Linked DNA regions of Homo sapiens: region 2 is linked to region 1. The links are chromatin loops, found by intact Hi-C in ENCODE. Cell type or tissue: heart left ventricle. All regions are shown on one strand. Each heading gives the region's core, and the rest is flanking DNA. Links, peaks and the distances in the headings are about the cores only.

Region 1 (4,399 bases), core at 83-4,082:
TGCCCCCCCGGTGAACAAACTCTCAGCGCTTGGCTATTCTGGTGTTAAGTTGTGGCCAATATCTCCAAGACGAACTCCAGCACAGTTCTTATTGCTTATAAGAAGGAGATTTGCTGAAAGAGCTCGGCTGTATGCTCCCTTGAGCTGAATGGTTCGAGAGCTGATATAAGATATAAGCAGTCGTGGAGACTCAACGGAGGATGAGGTACATTTGAATCTTCACCAGACCAGCAGCTGTATGGGGAGATGGCAGGAGAACACTAGACATCTGCCCCAAGGAAAAACTCACACCAACAGACAGCAGTGCAGTCAACCAACAGACAGCAGTGCAGTCTGAGCTGGGAGGCTCACACCAACAGACACCAGTGCGGTCAACACCGCAGAGGCAGCTGTGAACACGTATGTCTAAGTCCAAATCCCTGAATGTGTTCACTGTGGACTTTGGGCACAGGGATGGTCTAAGAGTGGTTGGTTTTTACTCATCTGATAAAGCTCCTATTTGCTGCACCATAGACTGGCATTTATAAGGAGGAGAGTCCAGTGGACGACGTGTCCAGGCTGCAACTCAACAGATATTCACTGTGCCTCAGAGCGGGGATCTGCTCTTATCTCTTTCATCTACATTAACTAACCTAACCCCATGTTCCTGAAAGGGGGCTCTGGGGCCAGATCTTGCAGGTCTTCGACACGTGGTGACATGTGTAAGAAGTCCTGGGCAACTAGGATCAGAGTGGAACTAATAGGAGCCACGTGCTGTTTGAGCAGAGATACTTGCTTTTGAAAGTGATTAATAAGGCTTGATAGAGGAGGAGTCCATTCCAAAGTTAAACATGTGATTTCCCTACAATTTATTAATCCAGAACAACTTTGGCTCTTGGAATAACATGACTTCTTTTTGTTTGAGACAGGGTCTGGCTCTGTCGCGCAGGCTGAAGTGCAGTGGTGTGATCTCGGCTCACGGCAACCTCCACCTCCTGGCTCAAGCCATCCTCTCACCTCAGCCTCCCAAGTATCTGGGACTACAGGCATATGCCACCAAACTCGGCTAATGTTTAGATTTTTTGTAGAGACAGGGTTCCGCCATGTTGTCCAGGCTGGTGTCAAACTCCTGGCCTCAAATGATCTGCCTGTCTTGGCCTCCCAAAGTGCTGGGATTCCAGGTGTGAGCCACTGGGCTCAGCCACATGACTGCTTTTAAAAATGACTTCACGTGATGAAATAAAGTTCCTGCTGGAAGTCAGAATACTCCACCATGGAAATAATGACTCTACAAAAATTGTCCTTAAGCAGCTTTTTATTAGAAATAGGGTCATTTAAGAACCATCTATTCAAAATGTTTAGAAGTTGCTGGAGACTTTATTTGGGACAAAAGCGACTGCTTCATAGACATTTCCAACCAATACTTCCCAGCTTAACATGGTGGAAGGAGCACAGATTTTGAGGCCAGCTGGATCCGTGTTCTAGGGCTTGGGTGAGGGGCTTCACCTCCACCAGCTTAACCTCCTTAATCTAAAAATGGGAATACAACCACTGTGAGGAACAGGTTATTGGCACGATTAAATAAGATATGTTACAATGCGTCCAACATGTTATTAATTAATATGGCTTCCCTCTTCCTCCTCCTTTCACTGCAAAAACCTTTGTATTTCCAGACTCCTCAGCTAACAGTCTCAAAACTAAAACAATATGAAGAATATTAGCACTTATCATTTTGAAATTTATTAAAACATAAATGACCCCATGGCTTGAAGAGTGAAACATTTTTTTCAGTAAAAAATGCGTAAGTCTCATCTTCCAGTGTAAAATGTGGTGTTAAAATTGTCTACCCATAGGTGGTGCTGTTTACATAGTTCTTGAATGGCTGTGGCTTTCAAATGAAATGCAGTCATGGGCTAGACACGGGTGTTTCTGTCAATGATGGACCACATAGATGTCTGTGGTCCCACAAAATTATAATACTGTATTTTTATGGTATCTTTTCTATGTTTAGATACACCAATATTTAACACTGTGTTACCACTGCCTGCAGTATTCCCTATAGTCATGTGCTGTACAGGTCTGTAGCCCAGGAGCAGCAGGCTAGACCATCAGGCTGGACCATGAAGGTTTCTGTAAACACACACTCCATGATGTTCACACAATGAGAAAACACCTAACAATGCATTTCTCAGAATGTGCCTGTCATTAAGTGATGCCTGATCGTATACAATATCCTTCCATCCATTCAACAAATAGTTATTGAGCACTCATGTTCACCAAGTGCTGTGTAAAGTACTAGAGATACAAAGAATAAGAATGGCACGGCCTGGGCCTCCAGAGCCTAAGGGAGGGCAAGCGGTGTGTGCAGCATGGTGAAGGGAGGAGAGCTACAGAGTCACAGATAAAGTTAACAGGCAGTTACGACACCATCTGAAAAGCACTGCTCTCAGACTAGAGAGCCAGGGGAGGCTCCCAGAAAAAGGGGATCCTGAGTTGGGTCTCGAAGGATGAGCTGGAGTTCATCAAAAACAGTCACCTTCCCTGCCCCCACCCCCAGTTCCAGATACATCCACCTGTCACTTGGGAGAGGGGAAAACCCCTCCTCCTCCTAGGTGCTAGAAGGTGTTTGCCTTAGAACAATTCATTAAGCTACGAATTTGCTTGTGTGGTTTTCTGCATCTGTGCTTTATTTTATAGTAAAGTAAAAAGAATTTTCTAAATATGTTATCTTCTTACTTAGATCGGCATGTCTTTAATTAGGTCTGGGCTTGATTGCCTATTCATGAGTTAAGGGCCACTGGTATTTCCTTCTCAGTGAGCGCCTGTGCAGACCCTTTACCATTTTTCTATTCCGTGGATTATCTTGTTCTCCCATTTGTGAGTCCTTTGGGAATTAAGCAAAGCAGCCCTGCAGGCATTGTGCCACTGACATTTGTTAGGAGAATGAGTCTTTCTGTGCTGCTCCTTCCCACTCCCTGCCATGCCTTGGACTACGTTCTGTACACAGCAGGTGCTCCATAAGTCCAGCACAGCAGTGAAACTGAAAGAGCAAGGTGAGAACAATTTTCAGAATTTCTGATTCCTCGCTTTTCAGGCTGGGATAAAGACAGAAACAGGCGCTGGGGAATTCCAAGACATCCCCAAGAAAAAAAGCCCTGCAAGCAGGGGAGTGGGAGGGACACAAGTGTGCAGGCCTCAACTCCAACAGTCTGGGATGCAGACATGACACTCACAGCTGCCACTGTGGCGAGCCGACCGCAGACCAGCTCTGCACTGAGGCTCCTATGCATGGGATCTTAGGCACCCTGTGAGGCAGGTACCACTTTTACTGCTACTGAGGAAAACCCCAAAGAGATTAAGTCACTTGTTCACAATGACAAAGCAAAGCAGCAGAGCTGGGATTAACACTTGGCTGTGGCAATAAAGGCCCATCATTTTAACCTTCTTTTGTTATAGTGATCAGGGCAAAAAGATTCATTCGACTAATGCTTGTTGAGCACCTACTGTGTGCTGGGCATTGTTCTAGATGGTGGCCTGGTCTGAGTGGATTAGTGAAACTTGTTTGGTACTTAAACGTCCAACTGAAGTACTTCGGGCTGGAAACATGATGAACCACATCTAAAATAACATTGCAAGAGTGCATTTATTCACACAAAGACATGCTCATTTAGCAAATGAAGAAGGGATCACAAAATATGCACAAGAATGGCATTTATGTCAAAATTATACACTACACTCATACAGCACCCTGCAAATAAAAGTCCACGTGGAAATGTAATGACTGTTGGCTGTGAGTTCGCTGAGTGGTGAGACTGCAGGTGATTGTTGTTTCTTCTTTTTAGTGCATCTAGATTTTTTTTTTTTTTTTTTTGAGGAAGGGTCTCATTCCCATTGCTCAGTCCGGAGTACAGTGGTATGATCGCAGCTCACTGTAGTCTCAGCCTCCCAGGCTCGAGCAATCCTCCCACATCAGCCTCTCAAGTAGGTGGGACTACAGGTATGTGCCAACACGCTCAGCTAATTTTTGTATTTTTTGTAGAGATGGGGTCTTGCCATGTTGTCCAGGCTGGTCTTGAATTCCTGGGCTCAAGTGATCCACCCGCTTCGGCCTGCTGAAGTGCTAGGATTACAGGAGTGGGCCACCACGCCCGGCCTAGATTTTCTAAAACAAGTTACTTGTATAATAAATAAATGGCCTCAAAAAAGGAAAAAAGTTGTGCTGGGGAAAAGTGCGCAATGTGTTGGAGAGGCATGCGTGTCAGGGCACAAAAGGGAATGAGGAGCTGGTGGATGAAGGGCCCAGAGCCCCAGCCAAGGAGTACTGTTGAGCCGACGGCAGCAGTGATGCTATCGTAAAGGAAAAACAACTTTGCGCCCTGAAGAGCCCTGAGATGAAATAGTCACCAAATGCTAGAGCTTT
Region 2 (4,399 bases), core at 315-4,314, 76 kb after region 1:
TGGGATTACAGGCATGAGCCACCCAACTCGGCTTGATTTTCTTAGTAACATTTTCCTTTCCCTAGCTCACTGTATTGTAAGAATACAGTATACAATACATATAACATACAAAATATGTGTTAATCGACTGCTTGTATTATTGGTAAGGTTCCGGTCAATAGTAAGCTGTTAGTAGTTAAGACTTTGAGGAGTCAAATGTTACACTCAACACAAGGCACAGTGGCTCGAACCTGTAATCCCAGAACTTTGGGAGGCCGACGTGGGTGGATCACTTGAGCCCAGTGAGTCAAGGCTGCAGTGAGCTGTGATCAACCACTGCACTCTAGCCTGGGTGATAGAGCGAGACCCTGTTTCAAAAAACAAAAACCCAAAAAAACAAAAAAAAAACCCCTATTATACATGAATTTTTAACTGTGCTAGGGCTCAGCACCCCCTAACCCCTGCGTTGTTCAAGGGTCAACCGTGTATGAGGTGAACATCATAAGAGACGGGGAGAACCACCATATGGGATCCCAGACAGACATATCTGGATGTAGGAAAAGAGGAAGAAGAATCAGAAATACTTTACCATGTGATCAGAGTTTTTTCTTTAACTGACAATAATTGTATATATTTAGGGGGTACAATGCAATGCTTTGATACATGTATATGTATGTGGATGATTACATCAAGCTAATTAACATACCCATCACATCACATATGTATCATTTTTTTGTGCTGAGAACATTTAAGATCCACTCCTTTAGCAATTTTGAAACATGTAATATGTTATTATTAACTATAGTCACCAGATTGAGTTTCACAATTCACAAAGCAGTCACATAGATTATTTCACTTAAGAGTTGCAAGGATTAGGAAGGAATCCCACTTTATGGCATAGAAAACTGAGCCACAAGGTCACGTGATTTGTCCCGGGTATCTGAAAAAGCCACTGCTTCAAGTGGGTTGGGGTTAGAAAATAGCTGAGTCTTAACAAATAATGCAGAGGGCCTATGAAAGCCGCAGAACAGGAAAAGCCACGAGGATTGGAATCTGCAGATGTGGAGAAGCTATTTAGCCCTCAGTTTCCTCATCTATGAAAAGGGCCAACACCAGCTGGTCCACTGAATGGTTGCGAGGACGAAATGAAACACTGCAACAAAACCATAAACCGCAGATGTTACACTCATGTGAAGTGTCACTGCTACTTTTCACAAGCCAAGCACAGGTCTTCTTATGGCAGATACATAAATTCCTGTTGAACAAAGAAATGAAGGAAGGAAGGAACCCATGAATTTAGCAAAGTCAACAGAGTCTCCCTGAACTTTGTTTTCATGGGCCTGGACTCTGGTACAGCCTGGCTCTGTAGCATCTGGCTGGTTCTGAAGGACACGGTGACAGGTGAATGCTGTAAAATGGCCTTGCAGTTCCCCCAGGGGCGCCAGCTTCCTACACGCCAGGCTTCCACGTAAACATCACTCAAACACTGGGGAGTGTCCGCAGATACAAGTCAGCAGCAGTGCCCTGACTGGGCCGCATTGCAGCAGGAACCACCCAGGAACCAGACGCGGTACAGGGCCGGCTCGGCTGTCTGGTTATACTGGTCTGGAAACCCTTCCTCAAATCCCTGGGGCCTGAAATGTTTTTGAACTCAGATTCAGACTTTAAAACGGAAGTCCAGGGCATACACCATACATTAGCCAATATCCCAGAAGGGCCTAGGACAAGACCCATAGTCACATTCAAAAATACCTCTACAGAAAAGCAGAACTTTCACACTAAAAGAAATGAACACAAACGATTAAAAGCCACATGTTTCAATTCAGAGGAGTTCTCCCCACCCATCAAATGATTTCAGATCAGGCCAAATCCAACTAGCAAACAAGTTACCAAAAAACATCTGGGTTTCACAGCTTTCTGGATGTTGAAATCGCAGATAAGACGTTGCAGGCCTGACTCAAGGGCTGTTAAATCTCAAGGCATCTGCCATACACCCAGGGCTGGGATGGACCCAGAAAGCTGGCAGTGCACGGCCGAGGTTCCCAGGGTGCCGACCAGGGCGCCTGTCCAAGTGCTGGACACAGCTTCTGGGCATGCTGTCTCATCCCTTACTTCAGCCAGAATGGAAAATTGCGTGAGTAAGTATGCGCTACTGCAAAGTCAGCAGCTTCCCCGCCCCTTTAACATACAGCAGATTGTGCTTTGAGGGAGAAGAGGAATTAAATAAATAAATAAATAAAATAAAAAACAAGCCACTTTACCTACAATGTGGCCTGAAGAACAAGGTCAAAGTTTGATAAATATGATATTTAAGCAGATAGGGGAATTGAAAATGTTCAGAAAATGTTACAGAATGTCGGGGTTTCTTAAAGCAGGGCATAACAATTTTCAAGGTGCAGGGAAAAAAATAACAAAATTTGCAAAAATTCAATTATCTATAGCGTATTTTCTCTTTTTATAAAGGTATAGATTACCAGGTCAACACGGATGCTAACATGAAGACAACAAATAGAAAGCCACTTGGTATAGTTCAAAGAAACCTGGGGTTTTTTTCGGGAGACCTAGGATCGAGATGTGGTCCTCACTGAACTATTTGGCCTTGGCTAAGTTACTCAGCACCCATCAGCTTCCCTGATTACATGTAAGATAAATATGATAAAGTAGTATTTTACTTACCTTAGAGTTTGGTTGTGAGAATTAAGTGAGAAACAGATCTGAAGGTGCTTTAAAAACTGTAAAATATTAGAAAGGAGATCATTTTATATTGGGGTTATGTTCTAAGGGCAGTGAATTGGATGGAAAATAGAGTGTGTTGAAATTACTCTTGAAAAATTCCCCAGATAGTCCACAGTGTGGAGCATACGTGGTTTTGTGTAAACTGTATCATCTCTCAGCAAATCCCTCCAAGACTGGAATAGATTCCTGTTTGGGGAGTTAAATACACACCGTGGTTGGCCTGCATTTAGAGACCATTTTGAACAAAAATAGAAAAATAAACAAAATTAAATAATATATATTGTTTTTCACTAAATACGTATATAATATATGTGATCCATGAATGCTGGAAGTTCTTACACTCTGACTCCAACCTACAGTAATTAGGAGGCTTTGCCACCTATGACTGTGTGTTATTTTATTACCGTACACAATGAAGAAATGTTTCTGGTATTACTGAAAAGCTTCTCAGGATCCAGAAGTTCTCTCCTTGTCTCTTATAATAATTTAAAGATAACACAGCTCTTTGCATAATTTCAGCATCTGATTTTTCATTCAACAAGAATGTACTGGAGACAAACTCCCTGCGAGGCACTGTGCAGAGCAGGGGAAAGAAGCAAACGAAAGAAAAAGACAACACAGCGCCCCTGCCCTCAAGGAACTCACTAGCTGATGGTGGCAACAAAGGCCCTCACAGCTGACCACGGTGCAGGGCAGAGGGAAACCAGCAGTGATCAGAGGGGTATGTATCATAATTCAGAAACGCAGAGGAAAGACCAAGTAATCCGGGACAGATGAGGGAAGACTTCACCCCAGGGATAGTCTGTAGGCCGGGTCTTAAGGCATGAACAGTATTTAAATACGGAAAAAGGAGGGGCTCGTGACTGATAAAGCATGACCACAGAGTCCTGGAAACTCTTGGCACACAGTAAGCAGAGGGGTGTGGTAAGACCACAAATCTAACATTTATGAGATACCTACTAGGCATCAGGAATGAGGATAAGTCAACCCAGCTGTAACCATCAAGACAACACTAAGGTGACACTTACTACTAAGTCCTAGCATCTTGATTCTAGACAACGCTGTGCTGGAGCTCTCAAGCCTGCCCTGCAGACCCCGTCTCCACCCTCTCTCCCCTGCGTGGGCTGCATCAACAGGCTTCCCCTTGGGTAGGAGCAGTGGAGGGGAAGGAGGGAGGGGAGTGAGGTCAGGGTTTCTTCCTGGGGTAGGGTTGCTGTCACAGCTCCTGTCTGGCGGCTCTGTCCACCCAGCCCTCTCTGAACCCAGGTCTGGTAACTGCCCCTCTGCCCCTTCAGGCCTAGGGTGGGACTGTGCCTGCTGTACCAGTCCTGGCCACTACCCCAGCCCTTGTGGTCTCCCTATACCTTGCACCAACCTTCACAACAGTGACTTTGTCACAATCGCCTTAAATTGGCCATTGAGGGCACCATTGCTTCCTGCCAGGACTCTCTAGAATCGCCTTGCAGCCAGCTCTCCTTGTTAGAGCTGAGGAAACTGAGGCCAGGAAAGAATAAGTAATTATCCAAGTTCACACAGTCATTTCATTGAACAGCAGAATCAAGGCTGCAACCCAGATGTGTCTGTCTCCAAAGCCTATGCACTCCAACTCTGGGAAAGTAATTTGGTGGTAGATTACAGAGGATCACGAAAGAATGCACGTAATCTTTTGTGCTAATTCTCAAGA

The links. Hi-C counts contacts between places; a loop is a spot of excess contacts. Peaks named below come from ENCODE experiments on the same cell type or tissue, not always from the same donor. Only the 100,000 strongest peaks of a DNase experiment are listed, where the experiment ranks them.
Region 2: a loop joins it to region 1, with 3 times the contacts of the local background. A loop is called at or near these places in 11 of 110 quality-filtered maps.

What each region holds. Positions count from the first base shown.
Region 1 is chr14:99,882,983-99,887,381 of GRCh38, reverse strand. All of the region lies in intron 4 of EML1 (EMAP like 1), which reads right to left. Among named protein-coding and RNA genes, the nearest start is that of EML1, 92 kb to the right of the region's middle. RefSeq lists an enhancer at 3,191-3,728. In heart left ventricle, for the core only: a CTCF peak has its summit at 1,833; no DNase peak of the experiment used is centred there.
Region 2 is chr14:99,807,155-99,811,553 of GRCh38, reverse strand. All of the region lies in intron 1 of EML1 (EMAP like 1), which reads right to left. Among named protein-coding and RNA genes, the nearest start is that of EML1, 16 kb to the right of the region's middle. In heart left ventricle, for the core only: no CTCF peak of the experiment used is centred there; DNase peaks (open chromatin) are centred at 1,453 and 2,023; H3K27ac peaks cover 1,588 bases.